Linked DNA regions of Mus musculus: region 2 is linked to region 1. Evidence: chromatin loops called from intact Hi-C (ENCODE). Cell type or tissue: left cerebral cortex. All regions are shown on one strand. Links, peaks and the distances in the headings refer to the core of each region. The heading gives the core; the rest is flanking DNA.

Region 1 (8,336 bases), core at 15-8,014:
AGCCAAGATGTCTACACAAGTTTCACAAAGCTGGGATGTCTTCACGTTTTTTCTCCCTTGTGTTTGGATTGGACAGAGGGATGAGCATCCGCTAGGCAAACCTTCCCCCACTGAGCTGCATCCCCAGGCCCTCTGTACTTCCTTTGGCTGCCTTGATATGCCTGACACCTTTCCACCCTGTAACAGCCCCATGCTATCTCCTCCTATGTCTGTCGCTGTCATACATCCGGCATTCAGCTGCCCAGCTTAGCATTGACCACAGAGGCTGCCTGTGACCCATGGCATGCCTGCCCCTACCAGCCAGACCCCAAAGGTTCTTACCCAATACTTTCCAGGCACTGGACTCAAAGTCCTAGTCTCTCAGTGTGCCCTCTCTCTATGCTCTCCCCTTTACTTCACGTCTGCTTCTTATTTTGGTAGAGTTGCAAAGAGCATTAGCACACCCACTGCCCCAACCCACCAACTGATATTTTCCCCAATTGCTTATGTGTTGATCCCCTTCCTGCCACCCTCCCAATCTTTCTATTTAAAACCTGCCTTGGTTAGCTTTGTCTGTCAACTTGAAACAAACCTAATGGCACCTGAGAGTAACCTCAACCCAAGGCTTGCCTCCATCAGATGCCCCTGGGGCATTTTCTTAATTGCTAGCTGACATAGGGGCGGGGGTCAGCCCACTGTGAGTTGTGCCTCCCGTTGGCAGGTTGGCCTGGGCTCTATAAGAAAGGTTGCTGAACATGAACCTGGAAGCAAGCCAGCGAGCAGTGTTCCTTCATGGTCCCCGCTTAGGTTCCTGTGTTCAGGTGTCTGCCCTTGGGTTGATGCATGGGCTGTAACCTTATTGGCCAAATGAGCCCGCCCTTTCTCTAAGTTTGTTAAGGTCAGCAATTTATCCCAGAAATGAAAGCAAGCTAGTGCACTACCCTTCCTCATGTACTTTCTCTGAGTTGCTGGCAGGCAATCTGCAGACCCCCTGTCCACCTTCATCTGCACGGTCTATACACTTCTGGAAGCTCATTCTCACCGTGGCAGTAAACCACGGTGCCGTTCACTGCAAATGCATGCATGTGTGTATGACATATATGCCCGAGTGTTGGCATGTTATGTGTGTGCATGGAGGACATCCGAGGACAGCATTTAGGAGCTGGTTCTTGTTCCTCTCCTGTCACAGTGGGTTCCCAGCTCACACCCAAGTCACCAGGCCTTCATGGCAAGTGCTTTCAGTCATGAAGCCATCTTGCTAGCCCCACAATTCAGCTTAGATTCGCACCTTGTGTTTGAGTGTCATGTCTCCCTACTCGTCTCCAATCTGGGTCAGCTCCTTAGTGTTTGTTTTTCTAGATATTTAATCTCTCTCTCTCTCTCTCTCTCTCTCTCTCTCTCTCTCTCTCTCTCTCTCTTTCTCTCTCTCCAGAAATGATAATATGGTAATATGGGATGTCTTGCTTAGAGTTACTATCACTGCAATGAAATATCATGACCCGAAGCAAGTCGGGAGGAAAGGGTTTATTTAGCTTCTGTATCTACATCACTGAAGGAAGTCAGGTTAGAAACTCAAACAGGAAAGAAACCTGAGGTAGGAGTTGATGTAGAAGCCCTGGAGGGATGCTGCTTACTGACTTGCTCCCCCATGACTTGCTCAGCCTGCTTTCTTATAGAATCCAGGACTCCCAGCCTAGGGATGACACCACCCACAATGGGCTAGGCCCAACCGTATCATTCACTAATTAAGAAAATGCTCAACAGGCCTGCCTGCAGCCCAGTCTTACAGAGACATTTTTCTCAATTGATGTTCCCTCCTTTCAGATAACTCTATACTATGTCAAGTGGCATAAGACTAGCCAACACAAGGATATCTGCAGGTTTACTTTTGTCTGGTGTTTCATCATAATTGTATTGGCAAGAGTTATGGGAAAGATTCTGTGTTCTCCTGGGTGGGTCTTACTGTAGGCACTGGCAGTCTGACTACATTCAGTGCTGGGTGAAGTTTGAGTTTCGAGGTTAACACAGGTCAAGTTTCAGTCTTTCCATATGCAGTTTTCCAGGAGCTTGGAGGAATTTCGAGATGATATAGATATCACAGGTATCGGATTCTGCTCCAGCTCTCCCTCACACCAGCATTGTCGTCTCTCTGGTCTTCCCTGTGTTCCCGTGAAGCTTTGAAACGCTGACTCTCAGAGGCCCAGCTCCTCTCCCACTCTTTCAGCTGTTGTCCTCCTGTAAGGAGGGCTTCTTTCTCTCCTCCATGACTTAGGGATTTACATTTGTGTGGACTTGTTGACTCCTTTTATTCCACAAATCCTCACTTATATGTATTTACTGTGATGCTCAAACTACCTCAGACTTGGCCAGTGAGCGTGTAATTGTTAGAAATTAGACATGGCTATTGTATTTTCCGATGGCTTTTAGAGCATTATGTAGACATGCATATGGTTTTCCCCTTAGATGTATTAATGTGGTCTATTATGTCAATGGTTTCCTAATATACCAACCTGAAAGTCCTGGGAAAAAAAGATCCCACTGGGTTTAGTTTATTATTTCCTTCAACTGATGGTAGATTTTTGCTTGCCAGAGTTTTACCTGAATATTCTACATCCATAATTTAGATGTATGTATGTGTCTGTGAAAGTGTGTTTATCTGTGACTGTGTATATCTATGTATCTGTGAATGTGTGTGTGTGTCTGTCTGTCTGTCTGTCTGTCTCACTTTGGACATTGACATGACACTGGCTCTATAAAAATGTGGACTTTTCTTCAGTGTTCTGGGACAGTTTATGAATCACACAAGCCGTCTGGTCTGCAAAGGTTGGTTTGGTCCAGTCCCTCCCGGAGCCATCCCAACATGGCACTCTTTGTGACTGGGATTCCTTTGAACTTTCCTCCTTTCATTAAAGCCGACCTGCTTACCTTTGTGTTTCCATGGAAACACTTCTACTATGTGATGTTTTCCTTACATCCTTACATCGTCACCCAACCTTTCCCAGAGAGGTGCATAAAGTTCCTCTTGTACTTGATGTATTAGGAAGTCATTCTTGCTTTAATGAGATTCAAACAAGGTTGAAGACGTTCTGGTCACACGGTCTTCGTATGTTCAAGGCAGACCTTTTAGCCAGGGAGAGACCTTTTTGGTCCATCTTTGTACTGCTCTTGGGTTTGGCGGCCCAAGTGAGGTACTGCTTGCTTATCTAGCAGGTCCACCCTGACAGCCTTCCTTGGTGTTCTGGAAAGCCTGGATGCTTTGTCTGTCTCCTGAGCATCGGACTTCGTTGTCTGCTGTTCATCATCTCAGCTGTGTCCAGGACACGCTGGCTTGGGGGCCACACTCAGCCACTCAGGCATCACTTTCCTATGGCTGCTATACCACAGACTCAGTCGCCTAAAATAACACAGACAGTTCTCTTCCAGTCTGGGAGGTCAGAAGTCTAAAATCATTTGCACTGGATGTCAGCAAGATGCTGGATGCTCTGTGAACGAACGGAATCTGTTCCCTCACCTCATCCAGCTACCACAATCCTTGGCTCACAGTCCCTCTCTGCTTCCTCCAGCTCCACAACCAGTGACATTTCTCACGCTGCGTCCCTCTGCTGGCTCTCTTCTGTAACTGAATGCCCTTCCACCTGCCTCAGGGTTCTAAAATGACATCTGCCGAGTCCCTGTCCCCACGCAAGATACTAGTTCCATGAGTTTTGGACATTAGGACATAGGCAACTTTAGAAAGCCTCATGCAACCCAGAAAGGCATTCGTTTGTTACTCCCACCTTCCTGCCAGCACAAAGTAACTTCTCCTTTCATATCTGTTCAGCGTGTTTCCGCCCAGAACACGACGATACCACCGGGGGACAAGCATAATGCTTCCGTCTCGGACATTGCTAATACTCTGTCTTGAGAGAGAGGCTGAAATATCAACACGGAGACAATGAGACAGAGCACCATGCCATTTTTTATGGCTGCCCCTGAACCCTTTTTTCCCACACACCATTCTGCCAAACAGAGGAGCTGGGCAAGCAGCTATGCCATCTCTCCCCGGTTCTCCTCTGGGCTCTTATGCAACTCACACCCATCCCACTTTAGTAACTCAAAGCAGAGAAGGCCTCCAGCTTAAATAGGAAAATCTGCCTGGCGCTGCAGACGGATCAAAAAAATGCATGGTTTATTATTTAAAGTGAGCACTGGCCGGAGCTGTCCAGGTGGCTCAGACACTTCTGGCAGCTGGTCCTCTGTGAGACTGGAGGAGGGTTGTGGCCCCTCAGAATGCCTGGTCCAGGAGGCTGGTACATGTATGGCCTACGTACTCGTTTGGTGTTCCAGACAGCAGTGGGGGGTGGGCAAAGTTCCTACCAGCTCTCCTTGAAGTGTCTGATTTTTGAATCAGCAGCATTCATGTTCCCTCCGAGGGAGAGAACAGACAAGAGCAGAAGAGAGAATGTGTGACCAAGCAAAGGAGTGTAGCAGGGCTTCCCTCCCAGCAGGAGGCCTCAAGCCAGAAAGTCCACCCGAGGCAGGGGCAAGAGTAATGGACTTAAAAAAAAGTGGCTTTAGGTTGCATATCCCTCCCCCTTCTGCAAAGAAGTCTAGCTTTTTCAGTACACTAATTTCTCATGGAAAATCCCAGAAAAAAAAAAAAAAGTCTCATCGGGACAGCTGCTGCCCAGTTTTGTTGGGCGATTTCCAGCCGCAGATGAAGTGGGCTCATTTTGCACAGCCTTCTTCCTAAGCAACGGGCAATTTCTTGTGCACAACCAGACAGGGAATTCACTGGCTGGAACTCTGGTGGGGTTGCACAAACTGCCTCCGGGCTGAAGGAGCCCTGCCTTCCTCAACCCATGAGTGAGCCATAGATCAAATCCCTGTCACTGGGTCTGAGCAGAGTTAGAGAATGAGACATAGGGGAAACCCAATAAAGCCGTGTGTTCCCGTCCGCTGGAGCAGAAAATGCCAGGCATCATTGGTGGCCGGCTTTGGCCGAGGGGTGGCCAGATCCCAGACCCAACTGTAAAGGGACACAGGGCTCTTCTGCATCTGCCTTGGGGGGCACCTCCTGTCTTGGCTGCACTTAGAGGATGGATCCTCCTTTCTAAGGAAATAGCCATCACTTAGAGATGGGACTTATGAAACGGGGTCCTGTCAGCACCCTGTTAGGGTGTGTCTTCTGGGCCTTCGTGGTTTATAGAACTACAACTTATCCCTAAAATGCAAACTGTTGACCCACCATGAAGGCTGACTTCACTATGGTGAAGGAGACTCTGTGTTTGGGGATGATAGTCAACAGGGCTGTGGGCCTGCTCTGCCCTCCAGGGTGTCATCTGAGTCACGTTTGGCCCATTGGTTTCTTTTCTGCGACACAGTTAATCATCCTGTTGGAGTTGAGTGTTCATGGCACACCAGGGCCCGGCTGTCCTGTCATGGGCCTGGTTGGTCTGCCTCTGTTTGACAAACTGCCTCCTTCAGTATAAACCTGTGTGTTCCAGCAGTGAGCCGACAGCCTAGCCACTGTGTTTGCTTGTCCTTGGGGCTTCACTGTCTCTTGTCAGGGAATCATCTCCCCTCTGTCTTTCTTGTTTCTCCTATCTTAACACTGCTGTCATTCATGTCATGTGTGTGTGTGTATGCATGTACACAAACATGCAATCATAACACCCCTCTCTTTATTACTAGTATACTAGACTAGTAATATACAAATATATACTAGTATATATTGCTAGCATATAGGCACAACCTCATGTACATTTTTAAATTTTATTTTTCGACAGTTTCATGTGTATGGAATGTTTTGATCATCACTCCATGGCTCTCTTGTCTCCCTTCCATTCTCTCTGAACCCCTGCTTCCTCCTTTTCTCCTCCTCCTCCTCCTCTGCCTCCCAGCAAATTCTTCTCCTTCTTTCATATCTTTTAGAAAAGGATCCACTGAGATCATTGAGGGTGTTTGCGTGAGCATGGTGGGTGGTAGTTACTGGAGTGTGAGCCACATAGACATGACCACACCACTGAAGGAAATAAAATGTCTCTCCTATCCCCAGCTTCTATTAACTGCTTATCAGCCAGGAGGCGGGCCCTCACTAGCTTTTCCTTCATCCACGAGGCAATGCTGGTGGGCCTGCTTGTGTGCAAGCCAGCTCAGTTGTTAACTCATGAGTGCAATGGCCGTGTCCTACCCACCCTAGGGCTGGCACTCAGCAGCCACTTGTTTTCATCAGACTGATAAGTGACCAGTCTCTGCCATATGAACTGCTGCCCACTGCAGAAAGGTCTTTGACCAAGGTGAGGACAGGGCTGCTCTGTGGGCATTATTAGCACGTATCCACTGGCTGTGCAAAGGGTTTCATAATGACATCACACGTGTGTGTAGAATGCATTTTGTAGATATCATCCCTCCGTTTTCTTCTTTCTTTCTTCTTTCATCCCTCCAACTTCTCCCCAATATACTTCTAATAATCCCCCTATCATGTTATCCCCATCACCCCAGGATTTCACATACAAGAAAAAAAATTCAGTATTTATCCTTCTGATCTGGCTTATCTCACTTAGCATGATAATCTCTGGTCTCATCTGTTTGCCTGAAAATGGCATGATGTTGTTCTTTATGGCTGACTAATGCCCCATTGTATGTGAGAACCTCATTTTCTTGCTCTGTTCATGCACTGGTGGGCACCAGACCCAGGCCACACACACAATACCACATCTTGGGTGTGTTGAATAGTGCCACAGTAAACAAGGTTGTTCAGGGATGTCTGTTGTAGGGCAACTGGATGTTTTGCGTGTCTGGCTGGAGCACATGGAAGTTCTAGTTTTAGACTTTGAGGGACCGTGGCTGCTCTAACTTCTATTGCCACCAGCAGTGAATAATAACATCTTTTCCCAGAGTCCTTGGCAACACTTGTTGTTTGTTTGTTTTAATAAGTCACTCTGACTACAGTCATATAGGATAACAATGTTGTTTTGATTTACAAGGTTGTTGTAATTTCCTGACAGCGAAAGATTTTAAGCACTTTTTCATGTGTTTATTGGGTGCTTCTTCTTGTTCAATTCATTGGCCCCTTTGCTGATTGAATCGTTTGCTATTTTGGTATTTACTTTTTGAGTTCTTTATATATTCTGTGTATTATCTCCCTGTTTCTGAGACAGAATATATACATGAAAGTGTTCCAGAGAAGGGGTGGCTTTGTCACATTTACCCTTTATATTTTGTCTACACACCTGGCTCCTTGTCACACTTTGAAAACCTAGTGTGAATGGGTGTGGGAGGCGGGGTGGGCTCCATGGCTATCAGGCCAGCGGATCTTAGGGGCCAGTGTCAGTCCTGGCTTCATCACACACTCCTGAGTAACCTTTGAAGAGTTTGTGGGGCCTTCAAGATGGGGCTGTTTGATGTCACAGGCAGTGGCGGAGGGCCAGCGAGCAAGAATGGCAGGGGGGACATTCTGTTGGTGTACACATTCCAGGCACAGTTGAAGCTGGACTGGGAGTTGGGAACATAGCCTTGCTTGGGACGTCAATGTTGAGACAGGTTCCCACCACAAGCAGATTGCCCTGCTTACTGTCAGGGCTAAAGAGCCACTGGCTTAGGGGACACTGTGACTTATGAGGACATAAGGACAGAGGTAGTGTCTATAGCCCAGTTTCCTTACCATAGATGAGCAGGACAGCATGTATCCAAGGTGTGCCCAGGTGAGTGGGAGCCACGTCCTTGTATCCCCAAGACTGGCCTCTTCAAAGGTTGGGCCAAACTTCCCTTGTTGAGAAAGTAACCCAGAGAAGCAGCCAGAGTGAATGAAGCTGGAGGCCCTGCCTGGATTTCTGTTTTCCTTTCCCATGACTTTTTCTTCCCCCCTCCCACCCCCCCCCCATTCCAGTGTGGACAGTAGAGACTTCTTGAAGAACATCCAGCTTGGAGCATATTAAAGAGCAGTTACTTGGAGTCTTACTACACCACTAGCTACCCAAAAAGGGAGTGTAGTTAGGAAAAAAAGCACAGGAGACAGGAACCACTCAAGTCATGGTGGGAACGCAGTGTATTAAAGGACTGTCAGGGAGAGTGTCTGTGACATTCTCCTCAGGGGACCTGAGGGTTCCACCAGCTCACAACCCATGGCATCTGTCCCTAGCTTCTCTCTGAGGGCTTCTGAGATTCACAAGTGTCTTTCTCCTGTTTCTCTCACAGCTGGCCATGACAGGCAGCCGTTGGCCTGTGTTCCAGACGGCTACACATCATTTCTGGATGCCAGATAAAATAAAATGCTTTATAATAACCTTCTGACGAGGCTCCACTGTAAGGCTCTTGTGCAGCATGTGTGTGAGCTGTCGGGGGCGGGGGGTGGGGTGGGGTGGGGTGCGGGGGAG
Region 2 (8,336 bases), core at 166-8,165, 110 kb after region 1:
ACAGACACCGCTGGGTACCACAGAAGAGCCAGGGACTTCAGGTTCTCAGACACTGTTGGATGTCTCAGAAGAGCTGAGACCCTTGGGCGGACTTTAACCCAGGGGCCAAAGGGAAAAGGGCATGGAGAAGGCTGTGGCAGGTTACCGTGGGGGCAAGAGTTCTTGTCTTGCCTGGGTGACTAGCTTGGTTTGGTGGAAGCTGTGGCTGGAGCACAGGGAGGCTTCCTGGGTGGGAGGTTAGACATATAACTGTGGGGAGGAGCATACCTGGCTGTTGCCAGGTAACTGTGAGTTTGGAGTCCAGACAGGAGCTTGGGGCATTGCCTACATGACTGATGGCCACACACCTCTCTGCAGGGGGTTTGTGGGAGGCTGTAGCTGTGACAGGAGCCAGGGGCCCAGGAAGCATAGCTGAACACCTGCTGTCTCTTAGGATCACCAGGGTTCCAGGCCTGTGCTTGACCGACTGGGGAATCAGGCTGTCTGTGCACTGCCACGTGTGTTTCCACATCCAGGATGTGACAAATCCCATAGGACCCCTGCTGGGGAGCAGCTTCAGATACTCTGGGGACCAAAGGATAAAACATCTACTTGATGACCACAGGGACTTTCACCAATATCACTCCTTCAGACAAAAGCAATGATTAACAGTCTGGTAACTGACCCCTAGTGGGCTTACCGTTGTCCGTATTTGGGCCTTCTAGAAGAGATGGAACACTTGGGTTAATTAAGAGTCAAGAGTCTGCTCCGTGATACTTGCTCTCTAATCATCCAAGAGCATAAAAACTGTCTCCTCCCCTGCAGGAACCGATGCCTCCGAGTTCCCGGGGCTGCCTGCTGCACAGTCCAGCTCTCAGCAGAGCAAGCTCCCTGAAATGCCCTTCCTCCCCTGATGTCCACTGGATGGGCCCCTCTCTTTCACAATTGTCACTTTGACCTCATTTGTCGCATGTCCAGTTCAGAATCTGGCAAAGGAGCTCCAGGAAGGCTCTGTCTTTGTCACTGTTCAGATACTGTCAAATGTCATATGTGGCTTTGCTCTCTGATGTGGTGTGAGGATTGGCACCCCACCCCCACCCCATCCCAGCACCTGGGAGAGAGCTAGGAACTCAGGCCCACAGGGTGACTTGTATCTATGTGGAAAGGATGGATAGAGCACACTAAAGGGGTAGCCTGTTCTACCTAGGTCATCTCAGAGCACACTCACTTCTAGCTGCATGCTGGAACCCCAAGAACTTATAGGCTGTGATATATTACTTAATAATGAGTTATGTTTATCACTTAATGACAGTGACACATTTCAGAAAAGGCATCATTTTACATCATGGTGTGACTGTCCTGGAACTTGTTGACAAGTTTCTCATGACCAGACAGTACAGAGCAGTCACCCTCCACGGTTCCCTCATGTAGTACCACCATACCACATGGCATGTAGCTTTACAGTAGACTTTAGTTCTGTTAATAAACCTCCTAGTAAGATAACAGATATAGTGTGGCACATATAGAAAGGAGTAACATAGTTTTCAAGTGTGTGTGTGTGTGTGTGTGTGTGTGTGGAGTCCTGTGCTTTCATTTGACAGGTAGTGTGGGCTTGCTCATACTACCATCAGGTGAGGGACCACTAGGAAAAATGATACGGTGATGTAATGTGTGAAAGTGGTTCATTTTCATTCTGATGTTTTAAAGACAGTAGCATTCACATAAGAAACCCAGTCAGGGTTCAAGACCTTTGTAAGTATTGAAGACCAGGTGCTAATAGTATGCTTTATAGCTTGACAGGTGGCATTTAAAATAAACCTCAGACATCTTTTTTTTGCTATTCTCCACAAACATATACTACTAACTGATCCCGGTACCCTTTCCATTGAATCCCAATTCATAGCTCCTTTAACTCTATAAGCAGCCACTGCCAGTGTATTTCGGTTAAAACTGATTTGCCAACTTGTATCGGAGGGGCAACGCTAAGACAGTGCAGTCTCAGGTTGCATTGACATAACCTTCTCTCCCGAAGTGGAGGATGAAGGAGTTGTTCTGCTTGCCTTTCCCCAGTTAAACACTGAGAAGCCTGCACTTCATGATGCAGCATGGGAGGACTGGTGTAAGGACTTTCAATGGGTGTGCACCATGCACATGCCATGAAGGGAAATCATGAAGAAAGAGTTGGAGGAACTTAGTGTTGGAGAAGGGCAGGGACACCAGCACTTGGTACACCAAAGGCTGCCAGGACCTTCCACCCACCCATTCAAGACAGAATCTCTCCTTGAGCCTGGAGCTCACAGGTTCACTGAGACACAAGCCTCTGTCTCTGTATCCTCAGCAAGAAGATGATTTGTCTCCATGACACCTGGCTTTTGATCTGCAAGCTAAAGATTCAGATTTGGGTCTGTTTGCTTACATGGCAACTATCTCATCAACCAAGCCATCTTTCGAGCCCCACATTTTGCTTTTATAGTCAAACAAAGGCTATAACATCATCTAAACACACACACACACACACACACACACACTCTCTCTCTCTCTCTCACCATACATATGTGGCAATGTATGAGAATAAGGCAATTCTACTTATAAAATGAGGAGGCGAGAGCTGGGGTTGTCGCTTACTGAGCAAGCACTTGCCTAACACGTACCGAGGTCTAGGCTCCATCCCCAGCAGGCCCAAAGGTTAGGAAGAAGACAGCAGGGAGAATAAAATGGACTAAATAGAAGTTACACTGCTCACTCAAAGTGGTAAAGAGAAAATATAACTCACAGGAGGGCAATAACCAAAGGAACAAAGGAAACAGAAATCCACATGCCTAAGGTTACTCCAATGTTAATGAAAAGACATGCATATTGACTTAAAAACACTACATACATATGTACTATATATATGCTGTCTACAGCAGGGCTGCTTAAGCTTGTGGTACCATTTTTAACTGAGAATGTTTTACATAACTTTGGGTGTACAGGCAGATAAAATATACAACTCAAGCATTTACTATAAATAAATCATAAATTTGCTTTAAAATAATTTCTGATATACATGTAATTTTACCATTTGTTAAAGATAAGGAGGCATTTACATAGTAATGAAATGAATGTGCTTGCTTGGTTTTATGAGAATAACCAGGGTTTGTTTGGATATTTGATACCTTAAAGCATAAAATTCTTTCAGAGTTGACTGATGTTTTGATTTTGTAGTCATTGATGCTGGGAACACTGCTTTGTGTAAGCCACAGTATAAAACGACAGACGTATCTGTAGGGGCCATTGTTGGAAATTCTGTCTTAACCTGTCAGGTACCTTAACTTTTTTAATTGAAACATTTTCTTCTGGAGGGAGCCTCAAGAGTCAGGAAGGTAAAATTGAGAAAGGCTCCGCAGGCTCGTGAACCTTGTAAGATGCAGAGGTGGGCAAAAGTGAAAAGACGTGGGAGGCCTTTCCTGAGCCTGTGCTGGGAATGAGCAGCTGCTGGGAAGGAGCAGAGACTCTTCCGCGGAGCTGCCCATGAGCTGTGCAGGGTGCTCCAGGGAAACAGCAGAGTCCTCCCCCATGCCTGGTGGCCTCTCCGAGATGCTGCTGCCTTTGTGTTCTGTGGGTCTCCAAACAACCCCTCTCCCACACTCCTGCAAGTAACAGCCCAGTCACCACCACCTCCCCAAAATTAGTTAACTTAGCTAGACTTGGGGAGAATCATTTCTTTAGTCCACCATTGGTAAAGAGATGTTTGTTTCTTTCTTCCCAGGAAAAGTCACACAACACAATTCTGAACCGAAATCCATTTAATTTATCTTTATTATTGTTGAAATTCAAGTGAGTAACTCAGACATTCTCCCACAGTAAGATGCTAACACGCTAAGGAAGGGTATTGGGGAAGTGTTACAGATCTTTGTTTTCTGTGGTTAAACCATTGTGTTCCTAGAAGAGCAGAAACCGTTATAGACGTTAAAGCCCTGCAGTTGAGAGTGTACCAAGTGTGGAGTCTGCACTGAGGTGTCTCAGGTGGTCTTTGGCACACTGCAGGAAGAGCAGGGATGTGTGCACTGCAGAGAGCAGTGAAATCATGTGACACAGCAGGGTGCCTACTGCTGGCGACACCTCCAATTTGTTATGTGATTGATTTTGGGGTTAAATTTTGATTGCTTTGTGTTCAGAAAACAGTTGCTGTTGCCATATTCCCTGCACACACACACACACACACCCCACTCATTCTGCTATGTGGGACCGCATGGGATCACAACCTATGATTTAAGAACTTTGGAGGTCTAAAGGAAACCACACAGCAGGGCATTGCAAAATGCTTCTTTTCTTCAAGGTCCCGTGGATCTTCTCAGCCAGATAAGCTTTGTCCTGGAACAAACAACAAGCTAGAAGTCTTGGGTGTTGAGACCATGTAAAATATAATCTATGATGTAACAGAATCAAACCACATATCATTAACAAAAACAAGAGAAAAGTCTCCAGATACATAGAAATTATTTAGAAATATGTTATTTAACCAAAAATTGATTAAAGTCAAAAGCAGAATTGAGGCCTGAGAAGATAACTCAGTCTTCAAAGTTTTTTTTGTTTTTGTTTTTGTTTGTTTTTTTTTTTTCTTTGCAAGCATAGCACCTGAGTTCAATCTCTACAACACACAGTTTAAAAATCAGTCAGGCAGAGTGGCCAGCTCTGTGCTCAGGAGGTGGAGACAAGCAGAACTCTGGGGCATTCTTGCCTCCAGTAAGCCTAGCCCACTCAGGCAGCTAGCTCCAGGCCAGGGTTTGTCATAAACACACAAAATAAGAGTAAAAATAAATAAATGTTTAAGAGAGTACATAACACTGGAGGGATTATATCCAAGATTAGCTTGTCCTCTGGCTCTGCCTGCATGTGCACACAGGAGCCTGTACAACCAGCTGAGATCACATGAGCGTGCACACACTGAAAGCCAGAACGGAACAGAATTGAAAGCACGGTTCATGTGATGTGTGGCATATAGCTTATCCAGGCTAAGTGGGAAGTTTATAGCACTAGGTGCTTAACTGGGAAAGAAAGACATTCACCCATTGGTATTCTAAGTTCTTTCCTCAAGAGACTGGCAGGGCGAACACATACAGTGTCAATAACAGTAAGGAGTAGGAATCAACAGTGTTGAAAACAGGAAAAGAACAGAATGAAAAAATTGTTCTCCAAAATAAATGGACAGACTTGCTAACGCTGCGGGAAGATTGACAAAGCTAAAGAGAGGAGAGGTGTCCTCAGCATCAGGCATGACCTGGGATATCACAAATTCTCAGGCCGTAAACAGATCATAATTGGGCAACTGAAAAGTAACAGAGCATGTTCTTGGAAGCTGCAAAGTCTAGAACCGAGCAAGTACAAGTAGATGCCCTAAATAGGCATGTGTCTACTAAAGAAAAAGAATTCATCTTGTAACCCACTGAGACCCATTATTACTGCCCATTGTGTGCTTGGGAACAGGGCCATTCACAGAAGCATGGGGACCCAGCCAGCGTTTTCAGTAAAAGAATGATTCTCCATGCCTTAACAACTATCCATTGACGATAGCTCTTCGGGTCGGGGCTGAGTCTGAAGACCAAGCCTAGACTCCATCTACGCTTGGTTGCCTGGCTTATTCTTATGTAGATCTTGTTCAAGCATGTCACAGAGCAGCTGTGAGTTCATGCGCGCAAGGTGACCATGTCAGAAGCCGTCACTTCACAGCATGCTCCAGAGCCCCCTGCTCTTGCATGTTTTTTGCTTCCTCTGCCAAGATCATTCCTAAGTCTTGGTGTGTGTGGGGTTAATTCAGAAGCCCCATTTAGGGCTGAGTACTTAGGCTCCTGTGCTGTACACTGGGATGAGGGAGGCATCTCTACATTGACTGCAGCCCACTGCAAAAACCAAAGACATGACATTGTAAGCATGACACAATAGGAGAAATGGGGGTGGGGAAGGATAATATGTGCATTTGATCATATTTCAGTATGTGTGTGTGTATTTCTCAAAATAATATTTAAAATTTTTTAAATTTGTAGTTATAGATGTGTTTAACATAATCTAAACAATATACAAGGAATACATCAAACTATCCAGTTACCTCCTTAACATGCTTGTTTCAAATCTGAACTTATTTTAACATTATTTGGGGGTGGGTGTGCATGTGTGCACATGCACATATGAGTAATATGGGCATGCATGTGACACGATGCACATGAGGAGGTCAGAGGACAACTTTCTGGGGTCAGTTCTTTTCTTTCACATGGTTGAGGTAGAATTCCCCTTCTTTCTCTTGCTATACAGCTTATTCCAGGCAGGGGTCCTGTGATCTTTTGGCTGGATATCTTGTCTCCATCTTCCATCTCAGGGTAGGAATGCTGGGATTATAGGTGCATGTCACAACATCCAGCCCTTTATGGGGTCCAAGGGCCAGACCCAGGGTGTCAAGTTTGAGTGTGCTTTATGTGCCCAGCCATCTCTTTGGCCCCTGTACAGTTTTTATGCATCAGTTTAAAAACTTTAAGTACATCTCAAAAAATATAAACCAAAACTACACAGATGTTGTTTCCAGGTCAGGGTGATTTCACTGAAAACTTTTATCAAACACTAAAAAGAATAACTATCAATTTTGTATAGTGTCTTAGAGTAAGGATAAAAGGAAGAAACATTTCCCAACTAAATGCAAGAAGGTAGTACTACTCTGGTACCAAAATATATAAAAGTATAGCTCAATATCTCTCAAGAGAATTTTAGAAAACCAATTTCAGTTGTCTGTATGTGTGTGTATGAGGAAGAATGAATGAATGAATGAGTGAATGAGCAAATGAATGAAAAATGTAAAGCCGTGACCAACAATTTATTTCAGGTATACAAAGTTGATTTACTTTCAGTTCATCCATTTGTATACTATGTTAATGGCCTAATGAAGGAAAATTGTATCAATTGATGTAGAAGATTCATTTCTTATTATATAACCTCTACTGTCTTCTGTTCATGATAACAACCTATTTCATTTTGGGGTTAGAGGGAAAGTCCTTTGCTCTCCCAGAATATCAACCAAGCAATCAGAACAAACGCACTGAACTGTAAAGACTTAACCTTTCTAAGTTGAAAATGCACATCTAAACAGATGTCTGTAGGATTCCTGTGGTGAAAATCATATGCTGATAAATAAACCAGAGAAGGCTTACGTTCTAGAAGAGACACAGTGCGCCCTAAGATCGAAGAGTTAACATAGTAAAGATGCCTGAGTTGATTTGTAGGTTCAGTGTTGCTCTTATCAAAACATTAGCACAGTTTTAGCTGATATAAACGAAGTGATTCTGAAACTCTCAAGGAAAATCATGGGCCCTAGAATAGCCAGAACCGCTTGAGAAAATGAAGACTAAGGCCCACTCTTGATTCTGACTCTTCCTCTGTAGCTGAAGAAACAGAAACATAGTTCATGAAACCCAGCAATAGAGTCACACAAATATACTTCGTTGTTTTTTTTAAAAGGAAAAACAACAGAAATACAAAAAGCAAGGTAGTGCAGGTTATCAAGTGAATAGTCTTTTCACTAAAACAAATAAATAAATTGCTGCAAAATGTGGATGTCCATTGATGAAGTAAAAAGAAGCTTGAACTGTTTTGCTTTCCTCCAAAACTCACCTCAGAATGAATTATGAACTTCAGTGTAAAATATTAAAGTTCCAGAAAGCAAGGCACAGGAGGGATATCTGAAAACCGTGGCTGGGTGAAGCATTCTTCAGCTCTCACAGAACACGGTCCAAGCAGAAGCAGGTGTCTGAAGCACCAGTGTCAACAGCTTTGCTGTGTGGAGGGCTCTCTTCATGGTATTTAAAGACACGCTGCAGGAAAGCCTACCCATTTCAGTACAAATAAATTTCAGTAAACTGTAAACAACCCAGAGAACATGGTGCAAAAGGTACCAACAAGCATGTCACAGAAGAGCACGGGTGGGTAGAGGATGAATGCTTGAAGGATTTCAGCATCCTTGATGGGTTGATGCAGACTCGGGCCACGATGTGTCTTCAGCACACACTGTTAGATGGCTTACACTAAGGAGACCGACATCGAGTGCTGGCCAGGCTGCAGGAAGGCAAGTCACTCGCAGATCACTGGTGGAAGTATAAAGAAAGAGAGCTACTCTACAAAACGTTTTGGGGACTTCTTTTAAAATGAAAACTTCCCAAGCTCTGGGGAGGAAGAAGCAGGGAGGTCGAGAGTTCAAGGCCGTCTTCAGCTGCATAGCTAGTTCAAGGGAATGCAGGAGACCCCGTCTCAGGCCCTGGAGCTTATGAAATGGCCCAGTGGTTACACTCCTGTGCATCCACCCCAGAGAACACCTTCACCTAGTAACTTGCATGTGC

What was found. A loop is a pair of places that touch in the nucleus more often than their neighbours do. Peaks named below come from ENCODE experiments on the same cell type or tissue, not always from the same donor. Only the 100,000 strongest peaks of a DNase experiment are listed, where the experiment ranks them.
Region 2: a loop joins it to region 1, with 9 times the contacts of the local background. A loop is called at or near these places in 3 of 42 quality-filtered maps.

What each region holds. Positions count from the first base shown.
Region 1 is chr7:66,863,576-66,871,911 of GRCm38, forward strand. All of the region lies in intron 3 of Adamts17 (a disintegrin-like and metallopeptidase (reprolysin type) with thrombospondin type 1 motif, 17), which reads left to right. Among named protein-coding and RNA genes, the nearest start is that of Gm33627, 28 kb to the left of the region's middle. In left cerebral cortex, for the core only: CTCF peaks have their summits at 3,579 (motif pointing left) and 4,470; DNase peaks (open chromatin) are centred at 3,625, 3,792, 4,094, 4,302 and 2 more places; H3K27ac peaks cover 3,841 bases.
Region 2 is chr7:66,978,335-66,986,670 of GRCm38, forward strand. The region is part of intron 8 of Adamts17 (a disintegrin-like and metallopeptidase (reprolysin type) with thrombospondin type 1 motif, 17); the gene reads left to right. Among named protein-coding and RNA genes, the nearest start is that of Gm33627, 140 kb to the left of the region's middle. In left cerebral cortex, for the core only: no CTCF peak of the experiment used is centred there; a DNase peak (open chromatin) is centred at 3,445.